2 separate regions of the Homo sapiens genome follow, and region 2 is linked to region 1. Evidence: chromatin loops called from intact Hi-C (ENCODE). Cell type or tissue: gastrocnemius medialis. All regions are shown on one strand. Links, peaks and the distances in the headings refer to the core of each region. The heading gives the core; the rest is flanking DNA. Region 1 has its middle 37 kb from the start of LINC01344. Region 2 overlaps LINC01344 (long intergenic non-protein coding RNA 1344).

Evidence for each region. Peaks named below come from ENCODE experiments on the same cell type or tissue, not always from the same donor. Only the 100,000 strongest peaks of a DNase experiment are listed, where the experiment ranks them.
Region 2: it touches region 1 in a loop (6-fold over the local background); 3 of 110 quality-filtered maps call a loop at or near these places.

What each region holds. Positions count from the first base shown.
Region 1 is chr1:182,346,741-182,355,296 of GRCh38, reverse strand. No RefSeq gene overlaps it. Among named protein-coding and RNA genes, the nearest start is that of LINC01344, 37 kb to the right of the region's middle. In gastrocnemius medialis, for the core only: a CTCF peak has its summit at 4,091; DNase peaks (open chromatin) are centred at 4,256, 5,896, 6,126, 6,746 and 1 weaker place; H3K27ac peaks cover 6,642 bases.
Region 2 is chr1:182,232,789-182,241,904 of GRCh38, reverse strand. The region is part of intron 2 of LINC01344 (long intergenic non-protein coding RNA 1344); the gene reads left to right. Among named protein-coding and RNA genes, the nearest start is that of LINC01344, 77 kb to the left of the region's middle. In gastrocnemius medialis, for the core only: no CTCF peak of the experiment used is centred there; DNase peaks (open chromatin) are centred at 5,474, 5,784 and 6,128; H3K27ac peaks cover 1,474 bases.

The DNA.
Region 1 (8,556 bases), core at 1-8,000:
CTTTCTTTCTTTCTTTCTTTCTTTCTTTCTTTCTTTCTTTCTTTCTTTTCTTTCTTCTTCCTTCCTTCCTTTCCCTCTTTCTTTTCTTTCTTTTTTTTTTGAGATGAAGTTTCACTCTTGTTGCCCAGACTGGAGTGCAGTGGCGCGATCTCGGCTCACTGCAACTCTGCCTCCCAGGTTCAAGTGATTCTCCTGTCTCAGCCTCTCGAGTAGTTGGGATTACAGGCGCCCACCACCATGCTGGCTAATTATTTGTATTTTTAGTAAAGACAGGGTTTCACCATGTTGGCCAGGCTGGTCTTGAACTTCTGACCTCAGGTGATCCACCCACCTCGGCCTCCCAAAGTGCTGGGATTACAGGTGTGAGCCACCGTGCCCAGCCCAAGGACAGATTGCTTTTTATGTAATGCACTTTTACTTATTTGAGGTTTTTGGATACGCATACAATCACGTGGTTAAAAATACGAAAAGGTATATGTTGAAAAGTCTTACTCCCATGCTTACCCCTCATCCTTTTGGTTCCCAACTCCTTTATCCATGTCCCAGGTAACCACTTTAATCAATTTCTTGAATGTTATTTGAGAATTTATTCAAGTACTGGTACATATGAAAAGACATTTTTCTCTCTCCTCTCTGAGCCCTGCTGAGCCCCACCTGTGTTCTACCCCTTGGTTCTTTCGATTCACATTATATCTCAAAGATATTTCCACATGAAAACACAGAGAGCTTCTCTATTAGAGGAAATTCCTGACAGCTTATCATTTCACCAATAAATATTTCCATAAAAATTTTCTTCTTTTTTTTTTTCGAGACAGAGTCTCTGTCACTCAGTCTGGCGTGCAGCATTGCGATCTAGGCTCACTGCAACCTCCACCTCCCAGACCTAAGCGATTCCCCCACCTCAGCCTCCCAAGTATCTGGGACCACAGACATGTGCCACCATGCCTGGCTAATTTTTTTGTTAGCTTGAATTACTGAGCTCAGGCTACCCGTCTACCTCAGCCTCCAAAAGTGCTGGGATTACAGGCATGAGCTACTGCACCCACCATTATTTTTAATATATATTAAAAATAATATATATTAAATTATATATATATATAATATACAATTTGGTAAGTGGGAATAATATGTATAATTTGATAAGTGGGAAATTTTGATAAGTGGGAATTGCTATAGGTATATGTATATATAGATAAAGATGTAAATATACATATACATACACGTTACTTTTTTTGTTATTTAAATATTTTATAGAAATAAATCCATTAATCAGAAAAACAACCCATGGTTTTAATTTTTTTTAATTTTTAATTTTTTAAATCTTTTGTGAGATGAAGTCTCACTCTGTAGCCCAGGCTGGAGTGCAGTGGAACGATCTCTGCTCACTGCAACCTCCGCCTCCCAGGTTCAAGCAATTATCTTGCCTCAGCCTCCCAAGTAGCTGGGATTACAGGCGTCCACCACCACGTCTGGCTAACTTTCGGTTTTTGTTTGTTTGTTTGTTTAGTAGAGATGGGGTTTCACTATGTTGGCCAGGCTGGTCTCGAACTCCTGACCTCAAATGTTCAGCCAGCCTCGGCCTCCCAAAGTGCTGGGATTACAGGCATGAGCCACCATGCCCAGGCCCCATGGTTTTAATCTGGAGTTCATTAAATCTAATCACTGCAAGCAGGGGCTGAGCAGCACTGTGAAGGCTGCCCTCTGGGAAGCAGTGCTGGCCTCTTTCCTTTGGGTCTTCTCAAATTGCTGTAGATTTTATTTATGTATCTATTTTGTAATATTGTTTTTTTCCTGGGAGCATAGATTCAAGTTTCCCTGAATACATACTTTCTTGATTTTAAATACCTGCTTATATTAATATTCTCACATTTTCATGATTAAGAAAGCCATTAATTTTCTGAATCCTATCCTTGGTTTTCATTTTACAAGATTTTTCTTACCTTACCCAGATTTCACTCCGTGGGTTTCAGCCCCAGCACTATTGGCATACTGGGGAATAACTTTTGGCTCTGGGGCTGTCCTGTGCATGGTAGGATGTTCAGCAGCATCCTTGGCCTTTACCCACTAGATGCCAACAGCATTCCTCTCCCCACATGAAGGCACGGACACGACTCACTGCAGCCTTGACCTCCTGGGTTCAAGTGATCCCCCCTGCCTTGGCTTCCTGTGTAGCTGGGACCACAGGTGCATGCCACCCCACTCAGCTATTTTTTTTATTTTATTTTTTGTACAGACAGGGTCCCACTATGTTGCCCAGCTGGTCTTGGATTCCTGGGCTCAAGTCAGCTAATTTTTAAAAAATGTATTTACCTTTTTACATTTTCTTTTTCTCATTTTAAGTTTAATTCTAAATATGGGACTCTGCTTGGTAAGGCTGACTAATTTTTTGATTGTTTGTAGAGATGGGGTCTCACTTTGTTGCCCAGGTTGGCCTGGAACTCCTGGGCTCAAGCAGTCCTTCTGCCTCAGCCTCCCAAAGTGTTAGAATTACAGATGTGAGCCACTGTTCCAGGCCTCCCCAACTTCCATATTAATAATCAAATATGTCTGCAGACATTGCCAAGTGTTTTTTAGGAAGCAATCTCCCCACCTTGAGAAATACTGCTGCAGCCTTAGAGCAAAAGAAGGAAAAATAGAAACACCTCATAGTCTACTAGCTAATATCCAAACAGAAAGAACTATTAGACTGAAGTATGCTTCTGTTTCATTTTCCGTTCCAGAGCCAAGTACTTGTTCACCTAACCAAGAAGCTCTAACTTATTAGTTTAAAGAAGATTTGAGAATAGAGGTGGAAGCCAAAGGATAATGAATAAATTTGTTAATTTATCTTTCCAGCCAGTGACTTTGGTTGATATTTCTTCGCAGTCACATATCTCAAGTACTGTTTGTCTTTTTACTTTTGATAAATCGTATTTTATATATGTATGTTGTGAATCAATGCCTTGTTTTCCATTAAATGTCTCAAAGTTAACTTGATGAAGTTGAAAGTTTTTTATATGTGACAAATTTATATCCAAGTCTTGATTAATTTCTGCATCAAAAGTTCTGTTTCCTTTTCAGTGTTTCTCAGAATGTGCATTCAGTTTTAGAGTTGGCTACTGGCTTTGGATGAGAAAGTGGAAGAGAAGTATGAAAGAGTGTCCTCTGTCCTCCTTCTTGAGACACAACTTGTTCTTCTTTTCAGAGGGAAGAATAGAACAGAATTTCCCAGCCTAGAACATAAACATGCTGTCAGATGCCTGGAAATCCTGCTTGGCTGTCAAAGACCAGTTCACTTGCCTGCTCTTCTATGAGGTTCCTGAACCGGCTAAGCAAAACAAGTCTGTCTCATCCTTTCTTTCTGGTAATGTTTCAACACTGCCTGACATCATGCTGAAGTGGGGACACATGTCCCCCTTTAACCTGGCCCCTCCATTTGGCTGTGAGCACTTTATGGTCATGAACTTTTTTATATGTATCCCTGGAATCTCCAGTGCCTATGATGGCACTTGGCACATACTAATTGCTAAACAAATGTCGTTTAGTTTGGATTGTTTAAATCATTGAACCTTCTCCTCTCAAACCTTATGACTGCTTTAGAAGTATTTATTGTTTCTTCCTTTTGGAGTTCATGTCTTTGGAATATTCCTTCCATGCCCAGAGATCAGCATTGCTTTCTTACATTCAGTGAAAGATAAATTTCATCATCACGATCATCATCATCATCACTATTAATAAGTAACTTTTATGTGCCAGACACTTTAACATAATCTTATCCAATATTTTGCAATTACATTGCAAAGCAGGCATTGTTATACCCACTTCTCAGATGAATTAGAAAGCTGAAGCTCAGAGAGGTTGAGTAACTTACCCAAAGTCACCAAATAATAAGCAAACTAGAATATAAAATCAGATCTCTAATTTCTAAATATTTACTCTTTCCACTGTGTCATTCCAGTATGTCACACAGGGTAGTCTCAGGGGAAGCTCCAATGTGGAATGGAGTAAAAGCTTTGGTCAAAGACATTTTTATTTTCTTCCCTGAGAGACATTCAAACCCCTAGTGGTTGCTTAGATTTCTCCTGTACAGAAGAGAATGCTTTACCTGTTAGGGTTGGAAGGACACACCTGGAAAATTAGTGTGTTTGTGGTGATTCAGGGACCCCTTAGAAGGGTCGCCTAGGGTAGTAAGAACTCTCTGGCATGGTCCAACCTCATTTCCTCCTGTTCAGTAGGTCATATCTCTGGGATTGTGCAAGGAAGGGAACATTTGAGGCAAGGCCAGCAGGAGAATGTAGAGTGGGGCAAGCCTGGAGAACATCACAGCTCTAACCAGAACTTTCTCATGCTGACTTCTGAGTGACCACTTGAGCAATTCATTGTGTAGTTTTTCCCACTCTTTTGCTCCCAGTGTATATTGGATAGTGACTAAGACAATTTCGAGAAGAGGGCACTACCAATAATTACACTGGGATATCAGATTGCAACTAGAACTTTCCTGGCGAGACCAGGATATACGTTCTCCCTATTTGGAAGTCCTGTTTTCATGGTTTCTCAAAAGCCCAGAGTGCGAATGCCTCTGAGACACTTTGGGTTTTGTTTGTTTGTTTTGTTTTGAGATGGAGTCTCACTCTGTTGCCCAGGCTGGAAGGCGGTGGCACGATCTCAGCTCACTGCAACCTCTGCCTCCCGGGTTCAAGTGATTCTCATACCTCAGCCTCCAGAGTAGCTGGGATTACAGGCACGTGCCACCATGCGCAGCTAATTTTTGTATTTCTAGTAGAGACGGGGTTTTGCCATGTTGGCCAGGCTAGTCTTGAACTCCTGACCTCAAAAAATCTGCCTGCCTCGGCCTTCCAAAGTGTGGGGATTACAGGCATGAGCCACTGCACCCGGCCCGCTGAGACCCTTTGAACTGGCTGGGAGACCTCACAAGGTAGTACAAATTGATGGGGCCTTACCCAAGCTGGATAGCTTTGGATAAGCCATGCAACCTCTCTGCATTCAGTTTCCTCACCTATAAAATGGGTACAGTGGTATTTATCTCAGGAGCTCACATGGAGCAAATGAAATATAATATATACCATGTCTAGTACATAGCAGTCCCTTTCTTAGCTGGATTGGGGGACCCCAGCAGGTACTGGTGGTGATGGGGATCATTGGATATTGGTCCAGGTTCAGGAAAACTCTGGAAACCCTGAGTAATGACTGGAGGTTTAGATTCCTCTGATTTGAGGATTCTTGGCTTACTCTCAGTTGATCAACATGGACCCCACTCATTCTGACTGGCTAAGGAATATCTATCCACCAGATGTCAATAAGGGGCAGGGGGACAGGTGGGAAGAAGAGAAGAAAGGGCTTTGAAATGTGCTTCTTGGACTACCCTGGAAATGGGTGGTGGGGGAGAAAGCCCTGACATAGTCCTGCCCAGTGACAACCTGGGAGAATATGGGAGCTAATCTTGGTTGCTGTTTGCAATTTCCACCCAAACAAAAAGGAACCAAAGGAAAGAGATAAGCACCTTAAGTCCAGGGCTGGAAAAGCCCTCAAGTTTTTCCTGTTTTTTTTGGGTGGGGGGAGGGGCAAGGGGCTGGCAATATGCTTTCAACCTCCTGACTGGACAATGATTATTTGGGCATCCAAGCTCAGGGAGCATTTTCCAAGACTCATTAGAGTTTAGAAGAAAATGTTTGGTGCAAGGCCCCCTCTTAAAGTAGCCTCCACCTTAGCCTTCCTTGCCCTGAGGGAAGGGGAGAAGGGGGCCCGCCTCTCTGCGATTCACTAGGTTTGCTCAGAAGGTAAAACTGTTGAGCCCTGTGCTTGCTTAGTCAGTCTTGGTTAGTTATGCCAGAACAGCTAGAAGATGGGCAATGTGACGTCTGTTCCCTGAGACCTCACTGGCAACACCAAGTAAGTAATAGGCAGGCCTTCCAAAGGGGCAAGGACAAAATTGACTCAGGTTACAGGCCTCCCATGAGGTAAGCACACAGCTGGGCCTGGGCTGGCACCAGGCAGGGAAACTGACATGCAAAGCAGTGCATTCTCATCTTCTGCCCTATCTTTGAGGCTCTTCCTGAGGCCTGGAGTTGTTTTCAGCCTTCCACGCTCCTCTTTGCCATTCCAGTGGGAGGAGAAGCTGATGTGCAGAAATACTAGAAGGCACATGGCTGGGTGCTATTTCTGGCCTGGGCTGAACTCACGAGTCCTAGAAAGAATGTTTCTGACACTGTTTGCCTTCCGAGAATCCATGAAGCCCAGGGACAAACCCTGCCTGGCTCTGTACTGACTCAGACCCATGGGCTTGCCAACCATGGCATCCTGAGGGGCTGGAGAAAGAGGGTGATGAAAACAGTGACACTGCATGGAAAGAGCCCCCAGCGGCTGGCTCAGAGCACACTGCACCCTTGGCTGCTCCTTTTATTCATTCATGCATTTATTAAGCAATTGTACCTATCAGAGGTTCTTCTAGGTGCTTGATATACACAAGAGAACAAAACAGACATTTCTGTTTTCAAAGATTTTACATTCTAGCAAGGAGAAGGCAGATAATTAAAAGTGAACATAATAAATCAGTAACATTTTGTTTGTTTGGTTTTTATTCGAGACAGAGTCTCGCTCTGTTGCCCAGGCTGGAGTGCAGTGGTGTGATCTCGGCTCACCATAACCTCTGCCTCCTGGGTTCAAGTGATTCTCTTGCCTCAACCTCCCAAATAACTGGGATTACAGGCACATGGCACTGCACCTGACTAATTTTTGTATTTTTAGTAGAGACAGGGTTTCACCATGTTGGCCAGGCTGGTCTCAAACACCTGACCTCAAGTGATCCACCAGCCTCAGCATCCCAAAGTTCTTGGATTACAGGCATGAGCCACCACACCCAGCCTAAAATGTTTAATATGTTAAACGGCATTAAATGTTAAGGAAACAAGAGAAAGCAGAGTAGAGTAAAGGAAATCTGTGCTGGATGGGGAGGCTGTAGCTTTAGATGGGGTGGTCAGGCTGGACGTCATTGACCTAGAGAGCTGCAAAGACGTGAAGGAAGTGGTTAACTTAGCCAGGCTCACAGCTGGGGGAAGAGTGATCAGGGTAGGGAAAACTGCTAAAGCAAAGGCCCAGGGATGGGAAGACGTGTGCTACATCAAGGAACAGCATAGAAGCCAGTGTAGCTAGAGCAGAGGAAGCAAAGAGGAGAAAAGTAGAAGCTTCAGAGAGGTGATGGGCACTGAGGAAATAACAGATCCTATGGTGCTTTGTAAGTCCTTTGTAAGGACATTGGCCTCTACTTTGAGTGAAATGGGGATTCACTTCAAGATTTTTGAACAGAGAAGCAGCATGATCTGACATTTTTGGAAAGAATCACTCTGGAAAGATGGCAACAGCAGTGTTAGCCTAGTTTTTGGATATTTCTGAATCCTCACATAAAAACAGAAAATAGAATGAGAACCAAAGCTGGGATCCATGGCTCATGCCTGTAATCCCAGTACTTTGGGAGGCTGTGGCAGAAGGATCATTTGAGCCCAGGATCTGGAGACCAGCCTGGGAAACATGGTGAAGCCTCATCTCTACAAAAAATACAAAAATTAGCCAAGCGTGATGGCATGTGCCTGCAGTCCCAACTACTTGGGAGGTTGAGGCAGGAGGATTGCTTGAGCCTGGGAGGTCAAGGATGCAGTGACTCAAGAAGGCACCACTGTGTGCTCCCATCCCCCTAAAAAATAAAAAATAGAATGAGAATGAAAACCCTTGGACAACATTTAGCTCAAAACTAGGTGATGAAGTATCCTTATGAACCCCAAAATAGAAGTGGAGAGAAACAAATTACTTATAGCCACAGACCTGGACAGGTATCAGCATCAAGGCAGAGGAAAGGGACAGAGTATTTGGTGGGCCTGAGAACAGGAGAGCCACAAAATAGCCAATAGTTATTGTATGGAAAGCACAGGAGGGTAGTTTGAAACACACTCTACTGGCAGGTGGTGCAACGACCTGCAGCAAGGTCTGCAGGTAGGGGCTGAAGTGCAGTACCCGGACCTGGGGAGCTGACCATCGCAGGAATCCTGGACACCATCTTATGTGAAGAGGAACTGCTGGGTGTGGAGTGAAGAACAAACAGGACAGCACAATAAAGAAACGGAAAGAGAAGGTCAGAGCAAAGTGGTGGAAGAGAACAGAACCCGGAAATCTCAGAAAACAAAAGCCTATGGGCTTTTGTTTGGTTTTGTTTTTTCAATATGACCCAAAAATAATACAGGAGGAAGCTCTGTGAAATTAGAGAAGCTAACTGAATCAAGGCTCCTTCTAGCAGTTCTAGAAAATTTACTTTCCATAAAAATGAGCAACAGAAATGTGTCAAATTCAAATTCAAACAGAATGTTTATAAGGAAAACAGTAATAATAATGTCCCCACAGATCATGAAATCATGACAGGAAGATATGCTAAAAGAAAAAAAAAAAACAGAAATATCCAAAATACCTGATCAAAATAATAGTATTCTTTTTTCAAAATGAAGTAAAAGACACTAAGAAAATGTCTTAAATTAGCTGGGCATGTTGGTGCACCTGTAGTCCTAGCTACTC
Region 2 (9,116 bases), core at 503-8,502, 110 kb after region 1:
ATAAACTTGGGCTATTGTTCCTTCATAATGCCAGTTTACCTCTGGGAGTTTGAGAGGCGGGTACTCATGTCCTCTCAGCACAATCACCAAAGCACTGCACCAGGTATCAGGAGGAAACAAGAACAAATCTATTGTCAGGAAGCCTGAGGGTTGACCCAAACACAGCAGAGCTATGGAAAATTATTTTGGAAACTATTTCTTACATAGCTGCCTGCAGTTGTTCAACCTGATTCTTAGACTGGACTGGAAGAGGAAAACCACTCATCATCTGAGAAGCCTTCGTGTTGCTATTTTATTAAGGACAGAAACATAAAGAGAAAAAAATCCATGGTTCTGCCTCACTTTCTGCTCCCTCCTTGACTTTTCTCTCCAAGTCTCAAGTACTCTTTATGCTCTGTGGGCAGTCGTCAATAGGAAAAAAGACTGATTTGATTTAAACCCACACCTTACTTTTAAGGAGCTCTTTCCTGCTCACCTGCTCATTTGATTAACTGGGGGCACAAAGAGGGTAGGAAATCCAAGAGGCAAAAGTAAGGGACCCCAAATGATGCATGCAGAATCTTTAGTGGTGAACTGTTGGGCTAGAAAAGTTGTCACCGTGGAATCTAAAATGGGTCCTGTTGTTTGTAAGATCCTTTAACCATCCTACTTCTCTTAATAACCATGTGGGCTATCCCAAAGTAGATTCTGGTACCCTATTAGAAGACACAGAGGGTATTATGGATGTGTGTTTAAGCCACAGTTTGAGCAAGATTGCATTTCTGTAGAATCATGATCTATGAAAACTTTCTGGCTGAACTGTTCATGTTACTAGTAAATCAATTTCATCAATTTCATTTTAAGAGAGTGTAGGAGAAGCTGTGGAGGAATCCTGCCAATGGCAAGAGTGAAGATGAAGCTCTATATGAAATGAGGAAAGGGGCAGACCTGCCACCGCAGAGCTAGCCCATTCTTATGGATGAAAGCCAGCTTCTGGGCCTTATTCATTCATTCACCTTTCATTTATTTGCCCATCCATCCACTCCACACATATTTCTGGAGCCCCTACTAAATGCTAAGCACTGCAAGTCTTAGGGACAGGTCAGTGAACAAAATAGACAAGCTTGCTGTCTTCTTGGAGCCTGCAGCCTGGAAAGGGAGTCAGACTAATATGACACAAATAAATTATGCAATTTTGATCATGGTAAGTGTTAGGAAGGAAGAACATAGGGTGCTATGAAAGCAAATAGGAAGAATGGTGAAGGGTCAGAAAAGTTTCCATGAGGAAAGCTGAAGGGTTAGCCAGATGAAGGAGAGGGGAGCCTGGGGAAATGATTTAAGCAGGAAATGATCCATGACTGAAGGGAGAGGCAGACAAATATATGTGTTGTGTGTGTGCGTGCGTGTGTTTGTGTATATGAATCTCAATGAAATGAAATCATCAGTAAGAAGCAAGTAGGCAAAACTCAGTGAAAAGAAGGGAAAACAAAATACAAATCAACCCCAGTAGGGCAAGAATATGCTCCTAAAAGTTGCCAACTGTGGTGGCAGGAGAGTGAGTGCAGGGTGCCCTCCACTCAGGCTAGCTTCCATCCCTCCCACATTGAAAGCAAAAGGCACGTCGTGGAAGGATGACATTGTCTTTCATTACTGAATCTCCAAATGGCTCACTGAGTCAGATGGATGCTGTGAGTTCTTTATACATTTGATATGTTTATCAATGAGTAGAATGGCAAAGTTGGAGGTGGATATGAAACTAAAATTACTGAACATCAATGTTGAGGCAGGCAATGGCTAGGCACTTTGTGGCCATTATTTCATTTAACATTTAAATAGTCCTGCCAGGTGGATACTACACATTTTATAATCAAGAGAGGAACAGTAGTTCTGGGAAGGTGACTAAAAATGAATGAAGATCAACCCACTTAAGTTGGTCTGGCTTCCATGTCGTGGAATTTCTGCAGTGCCACTCTGCTTTGCAAGCTTAGGAGACCCCTGTTATGGTTTGAATGTTCATCCCCTCAAAACTCCTGTTGAAACTTAGTCCCCAATTTAGCAGTATTGAGAGGTGAAGCCTTTAAGAGGTGATTGGGTAATGATGGCTCTCCACTCATGAATGAATTAATCCATGTATGGATTAATGGAATAATGGGTTATCATGGGAGTGGCACTAGTGGCTTTAGAAGAGGAGAAATAGGCCAGGTGCTGTGGCTGACTCTTGTAATCTCAGCATTTTGGGGGACTGAGGCGGGAGGATTGCTTGAGGTCAGGAGGTTGATACCAGCCTGGGCAACATAGAAAGACCCCATCTCTACAAATAAAAACTTTAAAATTAAAAAAATAAAAAGTGGAGAAAGAGAGACCTGAGCAAGCACACTCAGTCCCCTCAGCATGTGATGCTCTACACCAGGCTGGGACTCTTTAGAGGGATCCTCTCCAGCAAGAGGGCCCTTGTGGAATCCTGAGCCATACCCTTAGACTTCTCAGCCTTCAGAATTATAAGAAATAAATCTCTTTTCTTTATAAATAACCCAGTTTCAGGTATTCTGTTATAAGCAACAGAAAATAGATTACAGCAAACCCATAGAACTCATTTGGTCCCAGTCAATGTCCTCCTCCAGAAAATAACAGAAAATAAAAAATAACAAAAAAACCCAGAAAATAACAAATTTTCTGGAGGAGGACATAGAGGCTTACAAAGTTTAAGGGATTCATGTAAGCCTGGAATTATGGCAAATGTAAAGTAGACCTCTGTTTTCACATTACTAATCCACACATCTTTCCTGTTTCTTACTGTTTTATAAATCTAGTAAAAACACATACTTACCTGTGAATTATTAGTTTGCCAAAAGTACATATACATTCATTATTTTTCTTGACTTATACCATTTTTTCTTGAGTTATCCCTGAAAACTTCAGAGTTGAAATATGTAGTGGGAACATCTTTTCAAAAAACAAAAACCCTACTATAAAATATATTTTGTAATGAGGCAATCATACTTTTATTATTTTTCTATTTTGAACTTTCTTAAAGCAGGAGATGTTTGTGTTGGACAACCAACTTGTGTTGTGCCTTTTATATAATATTCTATATTATATTATATTATATTATATTATATTATATTATATTATAGGAAAGGAAAAACAAAGAAGGAAAAACAAAATACAAATCAACCACAGTAGAGCAAGAATATGCTCCTAAAAGTTGCCAACTGTGGTGGCAGGAGAGTGAGTGCAGGGTGCCCTCTACTCAGGCTAACAAGAGTTTTGAGGGGATGAACATTCAAACCACAGCAGGTGTCTCCTAAGCTTGCAAAGCAGAGTGGCAATGCAGAAATTCCATGACATGGAAGCCAGACCAACTTGAGTGGGTTGATCTTCATTCATCTTTAATCACGTTCCCAGAACTACTGTTCCTCTCTTGATTATAAAATGTGTAGTATCCACCTGGCAGGACTATTTAAATGTTAAATGAAATAATAATATTCTATATTATGTTATATATAAAATTATATATATTCTATATTATATTATATAAAAGTTGGTTGTCCAACATAAGCATCTCCTGCTTTAGGAAAAGAGGAATATAATATTCATCTAATAAAATGGAAAGTCCTAAATAAAGTATGTTTACTTTGTTAGCTTCTCTAATAAAATCTCAAATCCAGAATAATATCTTGGTCCATACATCAAGTCGGTGAAATAATACCATAGAATCAGAAAATAGAAAATGGTAACCAGTGCTCCATTAGGGAAGAATTCTACATTTGCGATCACAGAGTCGCTTCTAATTAATTGGTTTTGACTTTAGACATATTGTTTCACTCTTCTGGCCTCAGATTCTACATCTGGAAGATGAAGGGGTTATAGCTGATGGTCTCTGTACATTCCCCTCTAGCTTTCAAGTTCAGTAAGATAATGGGTCTTGAAGGTATATTTACAACCAGCCCATCCTTTCCTTCTTGGTCAATAATCCCCAGCTGTCATTCTCACCTGCTAGTTGTCCCTTAACTTCAATTTCCCACTCTTCCCTATAGGATCTTAGAAATACTAAAGGGAACATCTAATATTCACAATTCCTGGGCCTGAGCACCCCCTGGGCACACAGAGATAAACTGCTATAGCCCTGGAAGAAATCAGGGCTCTGGGAAGCCGGGGTCTAACTAAAGTTAGCACCAAATCCCTGAACTTCCCTGTGTGTACTATGAGACAAGAACTGTGGGACTTTCCTGACTTGGGCAGGAAAGGAGCTTGGAAGAATGAGAGGGACTGGGTGGCAAGCTCTATCATCAAACAGGCGCTGCAGGGGCTCTGCAGGGCTGTCCCCAGACAGGTACATTTGGAAGGGAGGGAGATGAGGTAGGGACTTGGCAGATGCCCAGTGGGTGTAAGTCAGTGGCCACACAGTGAGTGTACAGGGGCTAAAGGGCAGCCACTTGAAAAAATGTGCTGTTCAACTGAATAAGTTCACAAGGAACAATCCAAAGATTACTAAATATCAATTATTTGTGTTGCCTGAATTGTCCTCCAATCCCAATAAATATCATGCGTGCATTTCAACAGGGATTTTATCTTCGTGTATTTACCATTTTTGATGCTTTCTTTCATTTCTTTTACTGGTTTGTATACACACCTTCTGCGTTTGTAGGCCATATAACCATTATTTTAAGCCTTTTAGGATATGGCTGTCCTGTAGTGAGGCACTTTTTGTAGAGTATGTGCATGAGCCTGCGTATGTGTGTGGTGTGTGTGCGCTGCGTATGTTTGTGTCTGTGTGTGTATATGTGTGTGTGGTGTACGTAAGTGTCTTCATGTGTTTCCGTGTATGGTGTATGTGTTGCACGTGGTGATGTGTTGGGTGTGCACGTTTGTGTGTGCATATGTGTGGTATATGGTGTTTCTCTGGGTCTTTGCATGGTGTGTCTCTCTGTGTATTTGTGTTACATATGTTTGTGGCTCTGTGGGTGTTTATTGGGTTGTGTATGTGTGTAGTGTGTATGTTTGTGTGTGTTGTATGTGTGGTGTGTGTGTCTCTCTGTGTTTGTGTGTGGTGTGTATATTTGTATCTGTGTGTATGTGTGATGTGTCTCTCTGCGTGTGGTCTATTTGTGTGTGTATTTGTGCTGTGTATATTTGCAACTCTGTGGGTGTTTATGTGGGCTGTGCATGTGTGTAGTGTGCATGTTTGTGTCTGTGTGTGTGTGATGTATGTGTCTGTGTGTGCTGTGTCTATCTGTGTGTGTATTTGTGCTATGTATGTGTGTGGCTTTGTGGGTTGTATATGTGTATGAGTTAACTCCTGTGTGCAGACTGCAGCCCCTCAGGCCTAGACTCTGGGCTCTTCTCTCAGGCCTTAGCATCTATGCCAGGCAACTGAGATTTCTCAGGCACTCCTGGGAACTGTGCCTCATGTCCCAGAGAGCGTGTGGAAAGCACTCTCTGCGGCAGGTGTCTGACAGCCTGCAGGGTTGCTATGTGCCTAGGGTGTGGCACACAACCCCTCTGCGGAGGATGAGTGCCTGTGGTTATCAGCAGAGTCAGTGCACTGAAGAGGCCATTATCACGGGCACCGGAGTGCATGAATCATGGGGTATGTCATTTTCTATTTTAGGAAGAAAAAGAAAACATCTCGAGCGAATCAATCAATTCTCATTAGGCCCATTCATAGCCACATTGCCTGGTCCTCTTTCAGGGGCTGGAAGAAGTGGCCCACATCCAAATCCACCATTCAATCCGTAGGCCTTTGCCCCATATTCCGGCCCCATTTCCTTGCTTGATGTGTGCACACAGCTCTGCCTCATGCTGTGAGTGTGCATACCTCCTCCGTGTCCCTCAGTCAGCCTCCTGCCTCCTGACTTGGGTCGCACTCAGGAGGTAAAGACACTTTCTCTAGGCCACAGCATTCTAAGTTGGTGTAATTTTCTGTTTAAACTCATGATGAATGAACTCTAACATTCATTCAGTAGGTGTGGCCACATGCAGAGTTAGGCATTCAAGATGCAGGGAGGATTAGAAAAAATGGTAGTTAAGGGCATAGACTTTGATTAAGATAGAACCTGTTTACATTGCTTCTTCACCCCTTCCTCTGTGACCCGGGGCAGACAAGGTAACTTCCTGAAGGCTCTGCTTCCTCATTTGTGAAATGGGCACTTACCTAACTGTGGTGCTGTGAGGCCAATGACAGCTGAAAGTGCCAGCTGTGGTGTGGATGGTCACTCAACCTTCATTCCTGCCTCTTGCTGGGTGAAGTTGGAAAGCTGAGCACCATGATTCCAAGGCTCCTTTGCAGTCGGGGTTCTAGAAGCAAGCTGTCTTCTGCCAAGTAGAGGCACTCAGTGCAAGATGTGCAAAGCAGAAGCTGCACCCCTTTGTAGCCATTTTGCTGGCCAGCAAAGCTGGGGAAATAGGAGGTTTTTCTGCATCAGAGTTCCAGAGTCCATTCTCCAGCTTCTTGGGTATCGAGAGGCAGGAATTGTAGCAGAGGCAGCAGTCACTTCTGGATTCCAGCACAGCTCCAGAGGTGCCCTAGAGGTGGTGGTTAATTTCTATACTGCTTTGTGAGCCCCAGCCTAGAACCTGCTCCTTCAGCCCTTCTAACCGTTTTGCAAGCACATTATCCCTTGACTAAATCCCTTCCTACTCAATGTAAGTGAAGCAATTTCTGTTTCCTGCACTGAATCCTAACAGATAAAGCTATTATTATTTGTATACAGAAGAACAAGTTAAAGTAATAGCAGCTGCCACATATTGGTTATACCATAAGTCCAGATTTTTATAGATGGTATCTAATTTCATTCTCCCAGAAAAATCACACAGCCCCTGAAGGGTCTAATCAGAGTGTGAACCTAGGTTTCTCTGGCACCAAAGGCGGGGTGCCAAACCATTATACTCCTCTGTTCATGCTCTGGAAGAGCTCGCAGGTCAGGAAGGATGCATTCTGGTGAATAAATGGCTACAGTGCAGTGAGAGAGATGCTGAAAAAAACTGTGGGCCCAGGCCTATGGAGCCCAGATGAGAAAATGCCTAACTCTGCCTAGCCTCGGAAGTCCAAGATGGAGTGTGATTCCCACCTTGGCAAGGAATCATGACCTCCAGGCTCCTTAAGATGTTGGGGACCTCTGCCTTGAAGCTCCAATATCCTGTTTCTCAAGAAACCATGATTTAGGAACTCCACAGAAGGAAGAAAGAAAGGGAAAAAGGAGAGAGGGAGGGAGAAAGCGAAGCAGGGAGGGAGGGAGGGAGGGAGGGAGCCCTAGCCTGCAGCGGCATTTGGCTACCTGGGGGGCTGAACCCTTTGTATCCTATTCTCAGCTCTTTTACCCAGGCTTTCAGGTACCATGGTTTTCTCACACACCTGGCCTTGCATAGATTGTACCACTCCTCACCCTTTTCTAGCACCTGGAAAATGGGTTTGCCTTTATTTGGTGGTTCCTTTTAATGTCTATCTTTTCAGGAATTGAGATAATTTTTCCTCCACCCTAATTTAAAGGCTTATGAACATATGTAAAAGCTTAGGAGTACCAATGTGTTTCTGAAAGGTTTTTTGTTTGTTTGTTTGTTTGTTTGTTTGTTTGTTTTGAGAAGGAGTCTTGCTCTGTCACCCAGGCTGGAGTGCAGTGGCACGATCTCGGTTCAGTGCAACCTCTGCTTCCCGGGTTCAAGCAATTGCCTGCCTCAGCCTCCCGAGTTGCTGGGATTACAGGCGCCCACCACCATGCCCAACTAATTTCTGTATTTTTAGTAGAGACGGGGTTTCACCATCTTGGCCAGGCTAGTCTTGAACCCCTGACATCATGATCCACCTGCCTCGGGCTCCCAAAGTGCTGGGATTACAGGTTTGAGCCACCACGCCTGGCCTGAAAGGTCTTTTAATACTGAAAAAACAAACAAACAAACAAACCAAAAAAAAACCAAGACTTATTCAGCTGCATCTCTAAATGAAACATGCATCCCAGCAAACAATCATAGCTGGCCTCCCTTATTAGGGACCTGGAGATCCTAGGCTATAGGAAATACATATCCTTTGCATTTGTATGCTTGAAATTTACAAAACAATTTTTAGTTGTTTTGTTTTTTAACTCTCAACTGATTTTTTAAAAAAAGATACAACCGATTGTTTGATCTGCTGCCTGCAAGATATTTTGAATAGGCACACTATTCCTGTTTCAGAGGAGTAGGTTGAAGCCAGAGTCCCACATCTTGTAAGTGACGGAGTTAATTGATGACTCTGAATTAGTGCATTTCCCTATTTTCCTTGAAAGTAAACCTTTCCCCAGAGCTGCTGGAATAAAAGGTATGGGGGTCTCTTTTTTGCTCTTCCTCTGCCTACCTGAAGCATGTGTGAGGAGCTGGCTCTGTTTCCCTGGCTGGAACCTGGAGCAGGAAGTCCCAACCTGTGGCATCAGCTCTGGAAGTAGAAGCAGGGTCCTGTGGAGGAGGTGGTTCCAGATGTAGGGCCTCTGATTTCTTGCCTCTCAGCTCCCTCATTTTCAGGGTTTGCTACCACCCCCTAATTTCCAGGTAATGGTCTTGTAAAATTTTATGAATTGGACCATCAGGAGTGATGTGGTTAGGTTTTATGTACCCACCCAAATCTCAGCTTGAATTAGAATTCCCATAATCCCCAGGTGTCAAGGGAGAGACCAGGTGGAGGTAATTGAATCATATGGGTGGTTTCCCCCATGTTGTTCTCGTGATAGTGAGTGAGTTCTCACGAGATCTGATGGTTTTATAAGGGGATCTTCCTCCATTGCTCTCCTTTCTGCAGTCTGGTGAAGAAGGTACATTTCTTCTCCTTCGTCTTCCGCTATGATTGCATGTTTTCTGTGAGGCCTCCCGAGCCATGCTGAACTGTGAGTCTGTTAAACCTCTTTTCTTTATAAATTACCCAGTCTTGGACAGCTCTTTATAGCAGTTATAAAACGGACTAATACAAGGAGCCTAAACCTTGAGCACATTTTCTAATTTCTAGCCCCTGGGTAACTGGCTCCTCTCTCCACATTTAGCCCCATGCCCATGTTCAGACCCTTAGCAGAGCCCTGGGCATGGGGCCAAGGAATTGCAGAAGATTCTGGTCCCAGGACAACTGTTAAATGATTTCAGAAAGGTAAAGACCACCACATATGTGCACCTCAAAA